2 separate regions of the Mus musculus genome follow, and region 2 is linked to region 1. A link is a loop called in an ENCODE intact Hi-C map of the cell type or tissue named here. Cell type or tissue: left cerebral cortex. All regions are shown on one strand.

Region 1 (8,000 bases):
CCACTTCTGTGTTTGCTGGGCCCCGGCATAGTCTCACAAGAGACAGCTACATCTGCGTCCTTTCAATAAAATCTTGCTAGTGTATGCAATGGTGTCAGCGTTTGGATGCTGATTATGGGGTGGATCCCTGGCTATGGCAGTCTCTACATGGTCCATCCTTTCATCTCAGCTCCAAACTCCGTCTCTGTAACTCCTTCCATGGGTGTTTTGTTCCCAAATCTAAGGAGGGGCATAGTGTCCTTCCGCAGACTCCTATGCACACTAATCTGACTTGCTTTAACTTCCCAAACTTTCCCACTAAATCCTCTAGAAGGCCAGGGTCACTACCAGCATCTTTAGCTGCATTTTGAGCTATCTTCTTCTGTCTTAACACAGTAGGAACCACATCAAGAACAACATGATAATTTTAAGCTAAGCAAACACATTTAAGCATGTTGGTATTCTAGGCTCATGCCAAGCACAGCACACTCATTAATGCCTCTTATTTCCCACTGTATAGCTGAGCATATTATCATCCCATATTTGAATATTTGTTTGTTTATTTACTTAGATGCTGGGGATTGAACCCTAGGTTTCAGGCTTGCTAGACCACTGAGCTACACCACCAGCCCTGTATACTGATTAGGAAACCAAAGCACAGAGAATTACTCAATTACCTCCAGATCGAGCCAATAAGAAGTAGATTAGAGACATGGGACTTGAGTCAAGACAGCTGGGATCCAAGGCCCCTGTGTGCAACCACTGTGGTATACTGTAATCAAGAGAGTCTGAGGTCAGAGAGGAGATACCTCCACAGAGCATCAGCAATGAAGAAACAGGAGGAGGACACTGAGTCTCCTTGTGTTCAGAACCAGCCCCTAAAAACCATCACAAAGCTCCCCAGAAGAACACAAGTCCCTGCAATCCTCCATTTTCTCTTAAACTCTACTCTTTTGTTCATCCTTGCTTATTTCTACTAAAACAGCTCTTCTGTGGGCTTTATATGCTATGCATCTTATAAATTCATGTGGCAGCTGAGATTATACCTTGGCTCTCTGATTCCCAGGCCTGAGTTAATTCTCAACAATGGGGCCAAAGCTACTTAGGGGCCAGCCAGGAATAACAGCAAACGAGCAATAATAAGGACAGTGGTGATGAAAACAGTGAGAGCTGGCATCCCATCCATAAAAGCACATGCCAAGCATATGCCTTGTGTTCGGTACAAAGCAGTACCCTTTCAAGACCCCATAAAGACTTTCTAACAACTTGATATGGATGGATGGGTGGATGAATGGATGGATGGATGGACAGATGGATGGGCAGAAAGCTGAGCAGATGTTGGGATAATAGAAGGGTGTTAAGTTAAAGGGCTATCAGATGCCACTCTGGCTCTTCAAGGTCCTGGTCATGCCTTGTGAAACAAGAATGAAAATTCATGAACAATCTGTAAGTTTGGTTACTGGATTTTGAATCCTGGTACCTCAAAGTTGAAGCACTAGGTTTATTAGTTACTTTCCCTATTTGGGACAAAACACCTGGTAAAAGCAACTTAAGGAGTAGAGGGTTCACATGGCTCACAGTCTGAGAGTGCACAGTCTATCATGCCAGAGGTGCATGGGCAGCAGAGGAGTGGAGGGGTCATGTGGCTTACAGTCTGAGGGTGTATAGTCCATTATGCCAGAGATGCATAGGCAGCCAAGGAGTGAGGTAGCTGGCCATGTTATGCCCACAGTCAGGAAACAAATATATGAAAGTTTTTCTTGTTTTCCCTGTTGTATTCACCCCAGAACCTGAACTTAGTGGTCTGATACCTCTCACATGAGTGATCTTCTCACCTCAGCTAAATCTCACTGGAAACGACCTCACAGACACACCTAGAGGCATTGTTTCCTGGGTGATTTTAGATCCAGTCAAATCAACACTGAAGATTCACCAGCACACTAGGAATCTTGGACCACAGTCATTAGGATGCCATTTTCAATTGAGCTTTACTTTCTAGAACTCAGAAGCAGCTCATTAAGGTCTAGATCATTATCACCACCCTGAGGCATAGGCACTCAAAGAACTCTCACTCTTTGCCAGAAAGGTTGATGTGTGTGTTGGAGAGATTTAATCTCACCATCTTAACACTTTACAAGGTAGACATTCATTATCTCTATTTACAGATCAGAAATCAGAGACACTGAAGATAAATGACTTACCTGATGTCACAGCTAAAAATCTGATGGGCCCAAGATGAAAACCTAATTGGAACCTCAGCTCTTGATCCTTTCAGAACTTCATACCAATTGCTCCCCCCCCCCCCAAAATGCAATCTCTGTCTGACATTATATGTTGGGCATTGGGCATATTGTCTCAAATGGCTTGCTTTTCACAGCAATTCTGAACCATTCTTCTAGATGATCAAAACTAGGTCTCAGAGAAGTTGTAGCACCTGTCCAGGGTCACAGTGCAAGCTCATGACATAGGTGTGTTTGGCAGAAGTCTGACTACACTGTCAAGCTCCTTTTATAGAAGCAGGGAGGGCAATGGAGGTCAGAAAAAGGTCAAAAAATGACTAAGGTCAGTATCATCAAACAGTGAGAAAGGTGGGACCTGATTCAAAGTTGCCATTCTATCAGGAGTAGCACAGACCCTAAGATCTGTGTCCTGTATCCAGGACATGCTCATAGTTGGAGTGGAACACTATCAAAGGAATTATGGGGGAGGGGAAGCGGAGGGAATGAAGTTTGGCCCTGGTGGGAGATGAGTTGCTTCCCAGAAAGCAACCAAACCTCGCCCTGTCCTTCCTTCCCCAGGCTGCAGACCAAGTCAAGCAGAGATGTAATTGTGACAGATAGACAGTGAGAACGTTGCTCTGCCTGGGGATTATGCTTCTGATTTTGGAAAGAAAGTAGCCTAAAGCCAGCCTCATCTGGAAGAGGTCACAACTCTGCCTGGGCACTGGAGTGTAAACTCCCTGCTGGCTTTGGATCCTATTATTTATCTTCCTCCCTGAACTCTTTCGTGTACTGTTGACTTTCTCACTGGAGGTGCAATTATTTAACATGGAGCCGAAGCCGGGAGAAGACTGCGCATTTTAATCAAAGCACCGAATGAGGGAGTCTAGATGACTTTACAAAATGTATTGGAGGGGAATTTTGCAGAGCAATGTCTGGGTATCAGGTAATTAAGTAAAAAGGGAAAAATAACTTCCCAAGGGGCGTAAACAAACACATGGAGTTAGGCTCACTTCAACATTTATGCTGAGTGAGGAAAATGGATTTCCGAGTGAACTGTTGATCATAAACTAGGGCTGCTTCCTGTAATATCAAAATAAACAGACTTCATGAGACTGGGAGTCTGCTGCAAGTAGAGGTAGGGGGAAACAGCCATTTCCTTACAGTGGTAAGGAAAGTGAAGCCTGAGGCCTTGAAGGGCAAAGTGACTTTCTCAAGGCCCCGTGGCAGCTGAGACTATATCCTGGCTCTCTGATTCCCAGGCCTGAGTTAATTCTCAACAAAGAAGCCAAGGCTGCTTAGGGGCCATCCACGAATAACAGCAAAAGAGCAATAATAAGGACAGTGATGACAAAAATAGTGAGAGCTGGCATCCCATCCATGAAAGCACATGCCAGGCATATATACCTTGTGCTCCGTGCCCATTATCCAATGTGGGACCCTCCCGAGACTCCATGAAGAAAATGCTACTGCTATCCTCATACAGAGGTCAGTGGACAGAGGCAGGACGTAAGAAACCAGCTGAGTATTCCCCAACTAGAGAATGTCATAGAGTAGGTGTCACATGCAGACCCCTACCATACTCCACTCTACAGTCTTTGAACATCCAAAGCCTTTGCCTGTTTGCTAAGACCTCTAGTCCTCAATCCTAAAAGTCTTGGTCCCTGGGCTCCTGCTTCTATGTAACTCTCCTATACCCATTTATACCACGTTTATCCTGAGGAGAAAAGAGATCCATCCATCATTTCCCCTGAAGGATAGCAAGAGCAGGTGAAAGCAGAGAAAGTACAGATGCTCTTGTGAGCTTTGGCATCACATGGGAGCATCCCACACAGCATCTGCAACAGTCTACTGGAAACCGCACACTAGACTACTTCTTCTGAGGCCTGGAACACATTGCACATTTTCTCACAAAGTTGTCTCGCTTTTCCCTCTTCCAAAGGTCTCATGTCAGCTCCTCGGGTCTTATTTCTCCCTTATTCTCCTCCCCTCTGTCTCTTTTCCTCTTCCTTCTTTTCGAGAAGAGAAGAGAACCAACAATTTATTTCCGTGGACACCCATGCCTTCAGGGTCTCACCTTCAACCCTGAGCATCTTATCAAGGTTTTCTCCAGGACAGAGGCAATTTTCCTTTTCAGAGAGAGATTCTGGAGCGAACTGCTAAAATAAAATTCATTATTCAGTTGGTGACACCAATAACTAAGAGGTCTCTCCTTGCATTTTTTAAAAGCTGGTATGTTTGTTTATCTGTGCGTCATAGGGTTTCTACAGGATAACCTATACTGGGAACTACAGAAGTTGAGTTCCTGCATTTATTATGCCTCCTCTAGTGTTTGTCTCTCCTTGACTTTCAGCCTCCAAGACATCCTAATGATACAAACTTTATTTGGGCTGAGACTGCAGAATATCTTGCCACCTCCTGATCCCAACCTCTGAGCAATGACTTTCAGGAAACACACATACTGAAATGTGCTTTGAAATAAAGGCTTTATTTTGTCCCATTATCCTCCCTAGAACCTAGCAGAGAACCTGAGATGGGAGTGATGTGCTCACTCAACATGAGCACCCAGTCATGTCCAAAGTTTCTATGTTCTAGGTAGTCTTTGAAAGTACATGAATAACAAAAAAATTAAGCCCTTAAATTCAAAAACGTGTCTATACCGAATGACACTGACATTCGTGGATATAGGTCCTGGAGACAGCCTTAATGCATCTTCTTGGGAGGTTCTTATCATCTTTGCAAACACTACATGTCAGGTGGCAGTGGAACCTATACTTGGCTCTTGCTTGTATCATGCCCTTGGCCAGTGACTGGGCTATACGTGTCTACTGTTGTAGGTCCTGCTTGGCTTTGAGCTGACTCATGGAGCTGACTTGGGTCAGTAAGATGGTGGTGAGAACAAGGGAAGATGAAGTTTGTGGGGTGGAATTGCATGTAGGGTTAGGCATTTGCACATCTCCCACCACCATCAGGCAAGTCTGGACTACCCTGCTCAGGCAGAAGGGAGGGCCCTAGCTAGGCACCTCAGCAAAAGGCTAATTCAGATTGACCAGGTAGCCAGAGAGGTTTGCAGAACCCAGGACTAAGTGCCATCTGACTCCAGATACATAAGAAAAATGTACTCATTAGGAAGCTATTCCGGTTTTATGGTTATTTTTATGCAATATTACTGTAGTAGTAGTAGATAAATGATATAAAATTTTTAAGATATCATGGAACACCTAAAGTGGCCCGAGTAAGCACAGAATAGAATGAGAGGAGGTGTTGTGTGTTAATTCCCTTGGTAAGACTGCAAACATTTGGAGTGTTCAATACAAGACCACTTTTCAACACCTGAGTGAGAAATCTTAAATGTTTCCAATATTTGAAATTTTTGATAAATTAAAGCTGAAGATACAAGGGCCGGAGAGATGGCTCCGTGGTTAATAGCACTTCCTGCTCCTGCAGAAGACCCAGATTTGATTCCCAGCACCCACATGGTAGGTCACAAACATCTGTAACTTCTGTTCCAGGGAACCTAATCCCTTCTTCTGACCTTCATGAGCACCAAGAACACACATGGTGTGTACATACATACATACATGTAGACAAAATATTCATAAAATAAATACATCTAATTTTTAGAAAGGTAACGTTGTCAAATGCAGATTCATTAAAGGTGAGGACAAAATGTGGGATAAGTTAAATATTTCTCATGTAATAAGTATTCCTCATGCAACAGATTGAGCCTTTTAACATTGGGTGGGGGGCAGAATAACCCTGCATGCAGCCTTATTTGGATATAACATTAAATGCCTAAGCATGCCCTTCATAAATGTGAGATTTGAAACTAATGGCCTCTGTGCTGCCCTGTTCCAGTCCAGTCTAAAATTGAGGGTGTGAAGACAGAGGAGATGTTGGTGAGAACTGAGATTTAATAATGACTCTTGGAGCTGAATTAAGTAATGAAGTAACTGAGTTGATAGCAAGGAGAAAGTGCACCCTGATTTATCCAGGGTCCTCCCAAAAGAACCCCCACAGACCCCTGGAAAATCCCTCAACCACAGCTACAAGGCTTGATGCATGAACCCCCATCTTGGCCATCTTGGCTACCAAAAAAGCTTTGGACCATCCCACCAGCACCTCAGAACAGTTTTCAAGTCTCTTAAGACCTAACAGCAAGAAGCAGGGTTAATACCAGTATCACATCGCCACCTAATGGTCACTCTTGTAAAATCATAATCTCCATTTCTGATATTTATGAGCCTCCTTGGAGGCAAAGGCTGCTTGCTAGTCGGACCTAGAAATTCACACACACACACACACACACACACACACACACACACACACACACACGAACACGCAAGCATGGGCACACGTATGAGCATGCACATGATGCACAAACAGGTCTATACAAGATTCTTTATACACATCCTGGCATGAACCATTACATAGTGACTGCAGTTATTAACACCATTATTTTATTATTGCCACACTACTGTAGAAATACCTGGCTGAGGCTTTGAAGTTAATTGGGTTTAGGGGAAATTAGATTTTTAAGAGATATTAAGAATCCATGTCTTCCTAGATTTCATTCAATAAACAGGCACTAAATGTTTAGTGCACACCAGCACTGCACTATGTAACTGAATCCAAGTGGAAAAGATATTAAAACAGCTACATTGTAGCACCCTGCAGTACAGCATCTCCAAAGCTGAAGAGGAGGTGGGCATTCAGGCAGCCCACTCTCAAGTGCTGTAAAGAGACACTTCCCCACAGTGTCAGAGTGGTGGTGATTGCTGGGCACATGCTGCAGCTTCCTGCCATCCAAATCTCGACCATGGATGCTACCGTGGTCCTGCAGGCTGGAGTCTGATGTCGGCCTATCTTCAGCACTTTGAAGAGTTCTTGGTTTTAAAGCGGCAGGTGGGAAACTTCCTTGCAATGAAGAGACCGTAGGTTTATAAAGAGTGATCATGCGGTAGGGCTTGGGATGATGGAGCAGGAGGATGTCTGTGAGTGTTTGGGTGGCTCCTTGGTGTCCCTGCATTGGTGTCATTGGTGGGTGGGCCTCACGTTAGCCTTGAAGGCTGAATGGGTTTGTGAAAGGTACACTCTTCCTTTCTGTCATCTGCTACACCCACTGGATTTTTATTACCAACCATGTTCTTCAGACCCCTCCTTTGGACTCCTTGCCAGACCTGGATTCATTTCTGTAGGCTTACACACTTTTTCCACTACTGAAAGTTGCTCTGTTCCACCTCATTCTCATACGTGGTTGGCACTCTGCATGTACCTGCAGGTCCCCAGCGCCCCCCTCCCCCAATCAGCCATTGCATGCTGGCAGCTGTACAACCCAGGAGACTGTGTTGGAGGACAGCTTGTTTATTGAAATGACAAGGCTAGCTTATATAGCTCGAGTCAGGGAGAGAAGGGGAGAAAAAAGTACAAGGGAGAAAATGCACCTAATTTGCATATGAGGACCTAATTGAAAACAGGCAAACCTTAGTGACACACCATTCAAATAACAAATCATTCAGGAGGAAACAGGGACTTTCCAAGCATATCAGTTAGATCATGTGCCTGCCACATGATCTCTGAGAAGCTAGGTTTCTGGTGGGGAAACAGAAGACTACCTGCTCTATCATGATGTAGCCTTTGTCTCTATGGGGTTGAATAGGTCCAAACCTGACTTGGGTAGGGAGTGACCTCACTCCTGCCATGTTCCAGGTAAGGGCAGCATTCTACTGTCCCTCATCTGGCTTGAGAATCCACATCTCCTCCTTTGTTTTTTTTATATTAGTGCTGCATCATTGTCGTATG
Region 2 (8,000 bases), 260 kb before region 1:
CACTGTGTGGGGAGTAGGTAGGTAGTGCTAGCTTTGCTGAGTGTCATCCTGCTCATACTCCAAAGGAAGGGAAATGACAGCAGAGCCAGTGATCCCCTCAAGTGAGAAGGTGGGTGTTGGCAATGTTTAGTCTCCATTGTCAGCTCCTGGCGCACACACTGGTTGGCCTGTGAGGAGACAGTAAGGGCTTTGACTCAATGGTTGGTTTAACCTTTGTAGAGAGGATTTTTCATGAGAAATACCTGTCAATAAAAAAACTCTATGGCCAATGAGTTGAGGCAGGAAATAGGGGGTGGGACATTGGAAGGAAGAGAGGATTCTGGGAAATAGTGAAAGAATAAAAGGGAGAGATTTGAGCAAGACCTGGAGGGAGATGTTGAGGGAGACTCTGAGAGAGATACCGAGGGAGAAGCTGAGGGAGATGCTGAGGGAGACTCTGAGAGAGATACTGAGGGAGAAGCTGAGGGAGATGCCGAGGATGACTTTTGAGAAAAGAAGCAGGCTGGGACTGAAGGAGAGGTAACTAACCAAGTGGTAGACATAGAATAGTTTGAATAAGTTACCAGCTAGTCAAGAAATGAGCCAAAGCTCATTATTATTATGTTATTAAATGCCAGGCATCATTTAATAACAAATAATTAGTCTCAAAGTTGCCATTCCAAGAGTGGGGGAGAAAAGAAAAAAGGCTTTATCATCATCATCATCATCATCATCATCATCATCATTTTTATAAACCTTCTGATGGATTCCAAGTCTAAATAGGTCATTAAGAGGCCCTGGGACTTCTGGCCTATTTGAAGCAGAGATCACTGGAGGCACCATCCAGAAGGCCATGCCTTGTGCTATCTCGTCCCTGGCTACCACTGAACCGTTCTGTTCTGCCATGCTCCTGACTGCATCGACTGGCACCTTACCCTCTTGTTTCTTTGAGGTACTTTGCCACAGTATGGAGAGAGGACGTTTCTTCCTCACTGTGGTCATAAGTGGCAATCACAGACAGAGGATCCCTACAAGTGCACCTATGGGACCAAACTCCCAAGTGCATCTATGGACCAAACTCCCAGCGAGATGTGTTACCTCTTGGGAGAGACTTGGAGTTAGATGAGCCAACGGGAGCAGGGCACCTGTGGTGGGATTTGTGTCCTTATAAGAACAAGAGCGGTCACAGCACGGTCTTCTTCCCCCACCTCTTCCTTCTCTCTCACAGTACAGAGGTCTGGTGAGAAAGCCATAAGACAGAAGCCAAAGAAAGCTTTCATTAAGAACCGTGTTTGCCCTCGGCAGGCACTGTGATTTCAGGCTTCCTCTAGAAACGTGAGCATCTGCTGCAGGAGCCCGGCAACGTGGCATTTTGTTACAGCAGCTGAGGGTGAGAGGATCCTCACCAGTTCCGAAGCTAGGCCGCTTGCTTCTCAGACTTGCCTCAGATTCTGACGGATCTTCTGCTCCGACTGAAAATGGAAAGTGACTCACTTGCATGCTGCAAGAGCTCAAACCAGGCCCCAAATGGTCCTCGGTGTTTGCAAACTGGGCTCAGGTTTCAGTTTTGGTGGAGAGGTAGCTCCAGGGCAGTTCATTGATAGGGGCTTTGTGGAATTCGAACTTCCTAGTGTTTCCATGGAAGAAGCACCCGGTATTTTTCTGTTCCCCAGAATGAAAAGGATTGAGGCCTAAAAATATCAACAAGGAAGAGTAGAGAAATGGAGGCCGACTCTAATATACCTACATGACTAATGGAGCAAGCGAAAACTCTTGACATTGGTGAATTTGCCCATGGTAGAAAACTGAACCAGATTCTGCAAGAAGTAAAAATTGAGATGGGACTAAAGGCATAGGATCTTTTGGGGGAAATACCTGGGCAAAATAATAATAACAATAACAGCAACAACAATAAAGAAGCCAGACATGCTAGGAGAACCACCAAACCATGAAATAAGTTTGACCTTATAAAGAGAGAGGAAAAGAAGGTTTGGTGGAAACGTCTCAGACTTTCCTGTAATCTTTCATTGTTTTGGAAATCTTGGGGTGTCTGAGGAGACCTAAGGTGGCCCTGCTGGGAATGAATCATTCCTGATGTCCCTGACACACTTGGCTGTGACTCTGGAGCAGTCAGCCTGGCCTCCATATGCTCAGACCTCAGAGCTCAGCAGTGGGACACCAGCCACTGTTCTTCTAGGAGGACTGTCAAGTACAGTGGTTCTCAGCCTTCCTAATGCTGCTATCCTTTAACACATTTCCTCATGGAGTGCTGACCCAAACCATAAAATTAGAATTTCATTGCTACTTCATAACTGTAATTTTTGACACTGTTGTAAATCGTAATATAAACATCTGATATGCAGGATTTCTGATATTCGACGCCAAAGAGGTTTTGACCCACAGGTTGAGAACCGCTGGCAAAGACCTGACTTATGGTCCTGCACACATGTTAAATGTAAATGATTTTTTTCATTGATGAAAATCTTTTCGCATTTCTTTTCAAGAAAACTTCTTCACAGAATGGTATAGAAGCAACAAAAGAAGGTATAAGAAAATTTGATGGCTTCCAAAATGATTCTTTATTCTGAACCAAAAATAGCACAAAACAGCCTGACCACCTATCACAAAACTTATCAGCATTCACTTTGGTTCTAAAAAAAAAAAAAGGAATCTGCACGTAACTGATAAAATTGCCACTATGAATGGTATTTCAAGGAATATTCTATAGGACCTGAGGCCAACTCCAAGAATCAAGTCTACATATTCTGAGCAGCAGTAACATTATAGGAGTTAAATATATAGCTTTCAGCTTTCCAAGGTGACTTTATTCCCATTGGGAATAGAATTCCAGGAGTAATATTAAGAATTAAACTAAGCTCCAGCTTCCACCATCTCTTCCCTGTGTGTGCACAAGCAGATGGCTATGTGGGAAGATTATTCACTTTGTAGCTGTCGGGGAGAGCCCTTACAAGGCTCTGCACCTCATTTTATATTTGTACTTTTGTATAGCATTTATCAAAAGGGGGTTCAGATGTTATTAACACACCCCTTGGGTTCGTGATACCCTTCCTCTCTCAGAAGTGTGTGGAGTTGTGCGTGCGCACCTCAGTGTGCTGAGCACTTGCTCTGTGCCTCTTCCTGAGCTTGGGCCTGGGTGCATATGTTTCTCCATCTGGGCAAAGCTTTGCTGCACTGGTTGTTTTAAATGTCTTTGGGTTGCTGAATAAAAAGAAGTTAAAGGGTGTGTCTGCAGAGAAAATAAAATAAAATAAAATAAAATAAAATAAAATAAAAAGACCTGTCTAGACAAACCTCTGAAGCAGGGGGTAGGATGGGGGATGGGCAATTCCTCACTTCCTTCCTGGGAACTCAATCTTGGACGTTTCTTGTAGGGAAGTGGGGGTGTTGGGGGGGGGAGCGCTTTCTTCATACCACTAGAGGGCATCAGTGTGCAGACAATGGTGATTCAGACAGGGTGCTGAATTAACTCCAGGGAGTAAGAAAGATGACCCACATTCCTGCGCCCTCTAACTCCCGCCTTGCCATGGCAATACATCCTGCGCAGCCAGGATGCTTCGTTCTGGCTTCAAATCATGCTAGCATTTCCTCCCAGCAGCACAGCTCCCAAAGACACTCTGTCTATTCTTCTTCCAAAGTATTTGCTGTGGAGCCATTGGGCCTATAAATAAATGAAGGTCAGATAAGCTCATTGTCCTGGGGCAACAGACCATGGATACACAAAGACCTTGGGGGGGATACTGAACTGACTTGGTAGTCTTGGACTCAGGCTCTGGGTCTGTCATTGTCTAAGTGATGTTGAGAAAGTCACTTGACCTTCCTGAATTTAGGCATCTTTATTTGTAAAACAGGAGGGAGGATCCTGTAACTTCTATAGGTATGTAAGAGCAGATTTGGCTCTCATCGAACACCCTCATGGCAAGAGTCTAGTTCTTACTGTCGTGATTGTAAGCAAGAGAAAAGAGTGGTTAAGAGCTTTCATTCTAAAGTTCTAAAATCCAAAGAAAGTTTATAAACTCCCAGGAATGGAATTCCAAATGAAGGTCCTATTTAGTTTTTAGCACATCGCATAAGGAGCTTTGAAGTCATTTCTCCCTCACATACCAGGAGAAAAAGCTGACCAAACTAAAAACCAACAGCTCTTCCCAGATCATCAGAAAGTTGCTGTCTCCCAGGTGAAGAGACCAATAGGCAGATGCAGTGAGCAGTCTTTACTGGGGCAAAGCAGTGAGAATTAGTACGCCTTCTACACAGTATACCTTGTCTGGCTTACAATAAAAAAAATGACAAGATTAAGGGCCTAGAGGCATAGCTCAGGGGTAGGACACTTACCTAGTATGTAAAATGTCCTGAATTTAATCCATAGTATTTCAGTTGGAAAAAGAAAATTCAAGACTTACTGAAAAATAAAAACACCATGTAAAGAGAAAAGGCAGGCCCCAGAATCAAATATGGCAGAGATGCTGGAATTAGACTGGGGATTTGAAACAACCGTGATTAACATGCTAAGGGCTCTAATGAAGAAGCAGACGATGTGAAAGAACAGATGGGTCATAAGAGAGAGAGAGAGAGAGAGATGGAAATTCCAGAAAAATCAAAAGTAAAACCGGAACCAAAAAGCATAATAATAGTCCTTAGGAACTTAGAAGAGGAGAAAAGAATGAATGAACTTGGAGAAATGTCACTCAACACTTCCACAAGTTAAACACTAAAGGAAATAAAGAGTGAAGAGAAATAGAATAGCTAAGCTCCATGGGAAGATGGTAAGGATGTCTCATGGGTGCAGTGGGAAAATCAAGCCTCATTAAGAACTTCCATACCACCTGGCTGCTGACTGCTGCTCAGCCATTCTGCTCATGCTGAACATAACACTCTAGTGTGCAAAGCTCAGCCATAGGATGGATAAAGGACCATTGCCTATCCATCAATGAACTGTTACAAATGATTTCCACTTGAGAAAAATGAAAGACTTTATAAGGGCCAGGAGAGACTCTGAGGAATAATGGGGCTTACCTGAGAGACGTCACTTACATGGATTTGAAAGCACCTGTACCATCTCACGTTCTCTGACAGTGGACTTCATCCCCAAACCAAATCCAATCTGTGGCCAGTGACCTCAGAGCTATTTCTTCACCATATCATTTCTAGTGGGACTTGATTTTAAGCAAGAAACACAGCGGACAGGTTTGGAGTAGCTCCTCAAGAGGTTCCCCTGTCTGTCCAAAGAAACTGTCCAGAGGTGTCCACCTTCTGCTTCTTTCCCTCTTGCTGGTTCTTCACTTCAATCGTTTTTATTATAAATGTCCAAAGTACTATTCAGAGCTTGCCATGTGTCCATCCTCAGCCTTAACCCTCATCCTCTTGCATTCACATCCTTCTCATAAATCTCCAGCAGGAGCTTTCTTCAGCGTGACTTTCAGGGTCAGTCTTAACCTCATGGAATGGCCCACCTTATCCCTCTGCCCCTCTTGTTTTCATACCAGGAGCCAGGTCCCTGCAACACTGAGTTGTTTGTATTTCCTCTTGCTCTGGCTTTACATATTCTTCTCTATGATGGTGTCCAGTTTTTAGACAAAGAATCAACACAGTGCCCACCTTCACCACTGCCAGGACATCTTTCTTAGAAACCTGTACAGGTTGGTGTGTCTTCAATACTTTCCCCATTACACATTCCCTGGACATTCCCCTGCCTATCTCCTTCTGGGACCACAGAGCTTCCTCTGATTGGTTTCAGATGCCTAGAAAGCAGGACAAAGATTCTCCCTAGAATACTCTGAGCAATACTGTCCTGCCATCCAGGACAGATATGGAGCAGGCTTGGTTATGTGGACGGAAGTACAGTCACCGACCTCATAGCCACAGGTTCAGCATCTGTAAAATCAACCAACTGTGTGATAAAAATACTTGAAGAAAAATTGTGTTTGCATTGAATGTGAACCAATCTTTTGTTTTTGTCATGATTCTCTAAATACCACCTGAGTCTTCTATATAGCAACTCCACTTTATTATGTACCGTGAGTAATCCAGACAGAATTTTAAGTATACAGGAGCACATATGTAGGTTTCTGAGAATATTACAGTCTCTTATATTTTGGTATTTTTGGGAAGATCCAGGTGGCAGTCTCCACTGAAAACAAATAAAGGAGTAAATAAATGAGTTGACAAAGTGGGAAATCTCAAAAAGTAAGTTGTGAGCTACACAGAGATTTGCACTAAATATGTAAGACCCATAAAGCTCAAAACAAACAAGACCCCCAGCATGGAGCAGGGTGTGAGCCTGAAGGCCCAACCCCTAGCTCAGGAGATATTGGTAAATGATAGCCACCAGGAGAAGAATTAGTTCTCTTTAAAAGTGTGAACTCTGGCAGGTCTAACAAATTCCACTGATGGCCACACACCGAAGTATATACATAGTACTAGCTGGACTAAACGGAGTTCTTAAAAAATAAGGACATAAGTTGGTAGGGTATGGAGTAGGAGGATCTGAGATGAGGTGAAGAGAAGGGGACTATTACTGAATTATAATGTATGAAATTCTCAAAGAGTTAGTAAAAATATATAAAACATAAGTGTTGAAAAGAAAGTGCACATAGACCCTGACTGAAGAGAAGGTCACAGAATGAAGTCAGACAGCACAAGCCACACTTTGTTTTGAATGTGCAAATTAGATTTGTGTTTCAATTCTGATTCTGATAATTAAGGAGATATGTTTCAAGAAATTGTTTCTAAAAGGCATTTTAAAAGAAAATTAGTGATGAAAATCAGTAAGACTAAAAGATGGCATGCCCCTCAAAATGCTAAATACTTTTTATCAAAAATCCAAAAGCAAATCAAATATAAAAGATATACAAGCATGGAAAGATAACAGAAGAAAGATCAAACATAATGTTCCTATCAGTAGCACAAACATACCATGCTTCCTGGGGAAAAGGCAGATTAGGTCAAACCATAAACATATGTGTGTCCTATCTGATATTTATAGACATAACACAAAAGTATCTAAGGAGATTAAGCTAAAAGTAGAGGCAAAGATGCAGCTGAAGTGTTCAGAAGAAAACTATAAAATATAGAGATTATATTAAGAGAACACAATGTATAAATTCAAAGTTAAAGGCATCATATGAGCCAAAAGTCTGTTTCTTCAACACAGGCTAATGCCAAGGCCATGTTAATTGCTCTTCAAAACCTAATAGTAAGGCCTGAAGACAATATTTACTTGTTTCCTCAAATTCAGAGAGATTAAACTGGTGCCTCATAAGAAGCTTCACCCCCTATTAAATAGTGTTCATGGCACTTGAAGACATTCTACACACTCCTGGAGGAGAAAGACAACAATTAATCTCCCCAGATACACCCTGTGTCCTGCAACAGTGACATGCCTGTAAAATAGGACAGTACAATAGTGCTACAAATGTTACAGGAGAAACCAACTACTTCCTGATAGAATTTTAGCTCACTGAAGGAGATAGAATCTATATCAGTCATTGTTAAAGTGGCCAAGAACCTAAGACTAAATAGGCCATGGCTCTAGAGGCCCAACACTTTTATTCTGTTGAAGGAATCCAGCAATAAAATGACTGAAAATGACATATTACTTATAGTGGGACTTTCCTGGACCCACCAGCAGTATGAATAATGACACAGAGGCTTTTTTCCCCATTTTTTATTAGGTATTTAGCTCATTTACATTTCCAATGCTATACCAAAAGTCCCCCATACCCCTCCTACTCCCCTACCCACCCACTCCCCCTTTTGGCCCTGGCATTCCCCTGTACTGGGGCATATAAAGTTTGCAAGTCCAATGGGCCTCTCTTTGCAGTGATGGCCGACTAGGCCATCTTCTGATACATATGCAGCTAGAGACACGAGCTCCGGGGTACTGCTTCGTTCATATTGTTGTTCCACCTATAGGGTTGCAGTTCCCTTTAGTTCCTTGGGTGCTTTCTCTAGCTCCTCCATTGGGGGCCCTGTGGTCCATTCAATAGCTGACTGTGAGCATCCAC

What was found. Peaks named below come from ENCODE experiments on the same cell type or tissue, not always from the same donor. Only the 100,000 strongest peaks of a DNase experiment are listed, where the experiment ranks them.
Region 2: a loop joins it to region 1, with 6 times the contacts of the local background. A loop is called at or near these places in 23 of 42 quality-filtered maps.

What each region holds. Positions count from the first base shown.
Region 1 is chr11:66,865,516-66,873,515 of GRCm38, forward strand. No RefSeq gene overlaps it. Among named protein-coding and RNA genes, the nearest start is that of Pirt, 42 kb to the right of the region's middle. In left cerebral cortex, a CTCF peak has its summit at 6,380 (motif pointing left); DNase peaks (open chromatin) are centred at 4,034 and 6,382.
Region 2 is chr11:66,609,893-66,617,892 of GRCm38, forward strand. No RefSeq gene overlaps it. Among named protein-coding and RNA genes, the nearest start is that of Gm40028, 67 kb to the left of the region's middle. In left cerebral cortex, a CTCF peak has its summit at 3,444 (motif pointing right); DNase peaks (open chromatin) are centred at 59 and 3,442.